2 separate regions of the Homo sapiens genome follow, and region 2 is linked to region 1. A link is a loop called in an ENCODE intact Hi-C map of the cell type or tissue named here. Cell type or tissue: chondrocyte. All regions are shown on one strand. Links, peaks and the distances in the headings refer to the core of each region. The heading gives the core; the rest is flanking DNA.

Region 1 (2,898 bases), core at 287-2,786:
TGACCTGATGGTGTCTGATGCCTAGGACATCCAACTACCCCCAAGAAGTCTTTTCACCCAGAACATATAATCCCCCAGCCTTGGCACCATAACTTATATGGACTCCCAGCTTCTTGACCACCCAAAACTCTGACATTCTTAGGCTGTATGACGCTAGGTTCATCCTGAATCCTCCAGCACCCTTTGACCTTGACCCCTCAGGATTCCTGACTTCCCACAACCTATGAGCGCCACATGTCCTCTGACCCCTCAGGACCCCTGACCCCAGAGCTCACCCTCCAGCCCAACATAGCCAGGCTGGGACACGAAGGTCTGATGTCCCAGAAACACCAAACACTGGTACTGTCCCGTGTCGGAAAGCTGCAGGGAGGTGATTCTGACAGGGCAAGAGGAGAGACAGAGAGGTTCAGGGTCAGAGCTGGACACTGGGAGGGGGTCTGTCAGAACGGAAAGAGGGTGTCCAGTCTGGAAGCTCATGACAACCACGAAGTATGTCCTATTATTAACTCATTTTGCAGAAGAGGAAAACGAAACCTAGAGGTTCCATCACATGCTCAAAGCCGCACGGCTGACAAGTGGTCAAACTGGGGTTCCCACCCAGGTGGGCTTTCTGCCCTCTGTGTGACGGAGGTGGGAGTGGGATTCGGGGATGTGGCCACACACCTGAGCTGGCTGACCACTATCCAGTCATCCTGTTCATCCTCACCCAGGGGCACCTGGGTCTGGGTGCTGTCCGCGAGCTCCAGGATCTGTCCATCCCGAAGCCAATGTACCTCGGGGGGCTCTCCCTGAACCTGGAGCTGACACCGAAGGGTGCCCGTGAGTCCCCGGGCACCTGTGATATTCCCTGGGTTGCCCACGAAGGGACTTTCTTCAGCCTGCGTGCCTGGAGGGGAGATGGGAAGAGTTAGCTTAGGAACCCCCCAGCTCCTTCCGGCCCTCAGTTCCACCCTGTCCTTGCCTGCCCACCGGCGGCCAGGACCCCGCCAGGCCCTTAGGCCGACATAGTTGCAGAGTGACCTCAGAGTGGGGTGGAGGGCGGAGGCTCTGAGAGGAGGACGGGAGCCCTCCCAAGGGACTGGGATCTAGCGTCCATCCCGTCGGGAAGGAGGCTCGGGATCTGGCAGCCTCCCACGCCCTGCACTGCCTGGCAGGGCCAGCCCCTGCCCCCTCCGTCCTCTCTTAGGTCTCTAGAGACTTAACAGGTCGCGCTGGTGCTGGTGGATGGAGGGGAAGAATCAGGGGTTGGGGGAGAGAGATAAGGGTGGTGGTGGGGGGAGATAAGGGTGGTGGCGGAGGGAGAAGCCAGAGAAAGGCAGGGGAGATGAGACAGAGAGGAGCACAGATACAAGGCAAGACAGAAAAAATGAAGAAACAGCCCTCAAGAGAGAAGAAAAGGTGGGGGCGGAGGGGGGATACAGTCACAGAGGGAGGCTGAGAAGAGAGAGAGAGACTCAGAGAGCAGGGAGAGATAAAGGCAGAGACTGTGAAAGAGAGAGAAACAGAGACCCACAGAGATAGCAGAGCTGGAGGCAGAGACAGAGAGACAAAGTGAGAGCCTCCTCCCCAGAGATGGAGTGGACTGGTGGGGTAGGGACAAGTGGCGGGTCAGGGGGGTGGTGTTGGCAGGGAGAAGCGTTTTCCCCCAGGGCTCCAGAGCCCTCCTCATCCCACTGCCTGACTCGGTGCCCCTTCGGAAAGATTTCTTCCTTCCTGGCGACCCTCAGCTCAGCCCCTCTCCCCATGGCCCCCTTCTCAGGTCCAGCCCCCACCCCTGCCCTCAGCTTCTCCTTGTCTGTCTGTCTCTCCGGGTCCTCTCTTCTGTCCCCCCTGCCCTTCAGTTCCTCTCTCAGTCTTTCTCTCCCTCTGCCGCACTTGGTGTCTCTGAGTCTGTGTCTCCCTCCCTTGAAGTCCCTTTTCTGTGGTCCCAAGGAAACTCCCTAAGCCAGCCCAGGCCCCCCACACCTGCCATCATCCCCCACCTCCTACCCCTGCCCCAGCCCCTCCGAGGGGATCCCTGCCCCAAGGAGCCCCCATCACTCACCCCTGGGGGCCATGCACGCCCAGCCGCACAGCGCCAAGCACCAGGCCAGCGGGACCCTGCCCATCCTGGGGCACCGCCACGCCATGGGTGCCAAACTTTCCTCAGAAGTTGTTGGGCTCCCAGCGGGGGAGGGGGCAGGGCCGGGCTGTCCCCGGCCCTCCCCCCAGCTCCAGGCTCCCCGGATTTGGCACTGCCTGCCTGGCACAGCGGCAGGGGAGGCCCTTGCCACCGGCTCTGCCCAGCAGCCGCCTTCTCAGCACCCCTGCCTCCTTCCCTCACTCCCAGACTTGGGCAACCCTTTCTCCGCCCCTGGCTCCCCCTTTGCCTCCGCCCACCAGGGCCAGAGCCCAGGGGCCACCTGGACAATCAGGGGTTAACTCAAGAGAGGAGAGGATCAGCTCTTTCTTAAAGGGGCCAGGGAGGGAGCTGAGGAGGGGGAAGGGGACCCTGGTGGCTGTGCCCCCTGTCCTGAGCCAGTGAGGCCGTGTCTCTCTATCCGGGCTCTGGGCGCTGTCCCTCTGGGCTCTGTGTCTGGTAAACATTCCTCCAGAACTCCACTCCCCTCTCAGCTCAGGCCGTGACGCCCCTCTCCCCGCCTCCACCCCCAGCCCAGCCCCAGCCAGGCCTCCTTGGCCCTTCATTCCCCCTCACTCTCTCGGCTCCTCGGACAAGGACACACACACACACACACACACGCACGCACGCACGCACGCACACACACTCTTAGACGTCACTGACACACACAGGCTAGGACAAGCAGAGACACGCAGAGGGACCCAGACGGGCAGGGGCATGCTACTGGCCCACAGACACACTCAGACAAGCCAGGCCAGGAGCTCGATTCCTGGAGAAAC
Region 2 (2,898 bases), core at 183-2,682, 79 kb before region 1:
TATACAAATGGACCAAAAAAAAAAAAATGTATTCTGAAGATGTGGCCTGCTTGGGTGCAAAGAGTCTAGGGTCAAGTCCTGGTGTGGCTACTAACATACCTTGGCCAGTCCTTATAGTTGCCTCATCTGTAATACGGGGTTGAAAAGCCTCCCTCCCTGGGCTGGCAAGGACTGAGTAAGAGAATGTCCATAAAGCAATTGACAAAGTGCAAGAAACTACTCAAGTAGGGGGACACAGGTGGCCTCCAGGGCAGAAGACACCTTGACAGGAAGCGGGCAGTGCACTGGGATGGCCCAGCCTCAGCCTGCTCCTCTGTAAAATCAAGCCCTGAAAAGGGAAAACGGCATGGATGTCTTAGGGTTGCTGTGAGGACTGAATGAGTCCACGTGAGTAAAAGCCCTCGTCTAAGCCCAGGCCCTGGCTCATAGCCAACACTCAACAACTGTGAGCTGCCATTGATGTGGTCATCACTGGGTAGATATTTATACTGTCATGTTGACTTGAAGCAACTCAGACCAAAGAAAAGGTTAAGCTTATAGTGACCTCCCAAGCAGAAAAGCAGGAACAGTGAGACAGGGTGGAATGAACACAGGCTTTGGGGAAGAAACTTGGGCTTGAAATCCCCGCTGTGCCCTTTACTATTTGTGAGACTCAGACAAGTCCCCAAGTAGCCTGAGTCTCAAATTTCCTCGTCTGAAAGACAAGGATCATCACCCTCGTCCTGGCTCTGGAGAGCATTTGCAGATGTAAAAATCTCTGGCTAGTGCCAAAGGAGTGGGCAGTGAAAAGTCAACACCCAGAGTGGATCTGAAAATAAGACCTACAGGACTGACTATCCAGGAGAGGCTTCCCAATGGAAAATACCAAGGAAAATTGAAGCTTGAGGAAAAAACAAGGTTTCAAGAGATCGTCTTCTAAGACATAGGAACAGGGTGCTGGATGTGGATTAGCCAGGGGCCAAGGACTCCAGCACAAATCTGCTGGAAGTTCTGGGGCCGTGGGTGCAGTTGCTTAAACTAACCAGATCCTCTGGCCCTGAAACACGCGCCAGGAAAAAATGTTCTTCCCTGTCCCCCAGGGAAAGTGTCCCTACCCTCACGAAGGAGGATGTGGGCAGTCATGTGGGTGACAGGCACACACATACTGTTCTTGGGGTCTTGGACACCGGCCCACAAAGAGCACTTGGGCCACAAATGGTTTGAAAAGGAACATCATGTTACAGAGGAAAAGTTAAGTCCCCTCTCCCCACTACTCTTCTTTGACTCCATTCCTAAAACCAAAGCAGAACGTGGCATCTGGTCATAGGAAGAAAGAGTTTGGCTTCCTCAGCTAAATATAATTTTCTTCTGACACAAAAGCTCAGAGTAGGTAGGTGCCAGGGTGAATATGGCCCCAGACCATTCTGCATTTTTTTTTTTTTGCCCCTAAGTGATCCTACTTTGATTCCTCTGAACTGCGAGGGCATGGAGTGACAGTCCTGGAGGTCTTCCATGTGGTACAACTGCCCTGTCAATGTCCTGATGAGGGGACAGAGAAGAGAAGCAATGCTGCCAAGACGGCTAGCCCCTGCAGCTTCATGGGATGAGAGGAATGGAGGTGGAGCAGATTGGACTTATAAATAGCTGGCCTTTGTCCTTGGAAGTGGGTAGACTCAGAGATGGCTTCTCAGGCACTTTGGAATTGAGGTGCTGAGAATCAACTCAGCAGTGGTTTTTAAGACTGCACCTCCCTCCACTTACTCCTTCGTTTGGGGAAGGGAAGAAGAGTATCTAAACCACACCAGCAGAAATGCAAATACTTGGCTTTCCTGGAGGAAAGGGAATTAGCTGCTGGTGGCTGTTGCCACAGCAAACACAGTGAGGTCACAGCCCCTGGGCCAGCCCAGCACTTCTGTGGTCGCTGGGGGCTGCTGGCAGCTGTTGCTATGAGACCAGCACAACAGCTAGGTCAGCTTTTCCAGCTGCTTTGGTTCCCTCTGCCTAGCTTCTGCTTCTCCCAGTCCCACCCTGCTTGAAGATGTTGATTCCAAGAGAAAATGTGGCTGTCTGTGTTCCCTGAACCCTGTGACATGGACTAAGGGACAAGAGTTGGGTTTCTCAGAGAAGCTATATGGGGAGTTTTGGTGTATAACAGTCTGAGGGAGGGAGGAGGGAACACAGCAGGTACGAATGATGATGTGACAGCCCAGGATCTCTCAAGCCCCACTGTCCCTGTCTACTCTCACTTGTCACAGCTCACCAGGGTCATACTGGCAGCAGGAGAAACCTAGCTAGATCTGAGGAGCAAAGTGAAGGCTGATGAGGAAAGATTTACTTTGGGCTCAGAGTGAGGTGAATTCCAGTCAAAAGAACCACATTTATAGGAAGAGAACTGGCTGGTGTGTCAAGAATGGAATGGGCTTCAGGCTCTAGGGATGGCTGGCTGGGGATGAAGGAAAGAAACATCCTTCCTCCAAGGCCTGCAAATAAGACACAGGTTACGGTGGGAGACTATTCTAGCCCTGGGTTTCTGTTTCAGGCGAAAGTGTGGCACCTGCTGACCAGGATGCAAATGAGGACTAGAACGACATGTTCTGACTGTGACGTCAACCCATCCAGCCCTGATTCTAACTGATGCCTGGCCTGGCTCTAGCTGTTAGAGCCCTCTAACGGAACTCCCAGGCAACAGTGCCCTACTCTGGGGTGGGCTTGGGCAACATGGCCCTGCGGAGGCTCCCCAGAAGCCTCCAGAAAGGCAACTTGTTTGCCTCACAGCAGGCCAGTCAGTTCCTGTTCTGTACTCCATTTTGAGGCCCTCTGGGACAAGGCCAGAAAGCATCTCATTCCAGAGGCTTCCCACCTCCAACAGAGGACCCCAAAGAGACACCTGAAGCAATGTGGCCTTCTACTCCACCTTTC

Evidence for each region. A loop is a pair of places that touch in the nucleus more often than their neighbours do. Peaks named below come from ENCODE experiments on the same cell type or tissue, not always from the same donor. Only the 100,000 strongest peaks of a DNase experiment are listed, where the experiment ranks them.
Region 2: a loop joins it to region 1, with 2.6 times the contacts of the local background. A loop is called at or near these places in 77 of 110 quality-filtered maps.

What each region holds. Positions count from the first base shown.
Region 1 is chr19:41,218,624-41,221,521 of GRCh38, reverse strand. AXL (AXL receptor tyrosine kinase) reads right to left here and starts at 2,299. Exons shown (of 20, transcript NM_021913.5): 1 at 2,045-2,299; 2 at 664-886; 3 at 276-376. The coding sequence starts at 2,129. RefSeq lists enhancers at 1-83, 2,334-2,898 and a silencer at 2,586-2,725. In chondrocyte, for the core only: a CTCF peak has its summit at 1,377; no DNase peak of the experiment used is centred there.
Region 2 is chr19:41,297,451-41,300,348 of GRCh38, reverse strand. The region is part of intron 10 of HNRNPUL1 (heterogeneous nuclear ribonucleoprotein U like 1); the gene reads right to left. Among named protein-coding and RNA genes, the nearest start is that of CCDC97, 11 kb to the left of the region's middle. RefSeq lists a silencer at 1,811-2,105. In chondrocyte, for the core only: no CTCF peak of the experiment used is centred there; no DNase peak of the experiment used is centred there.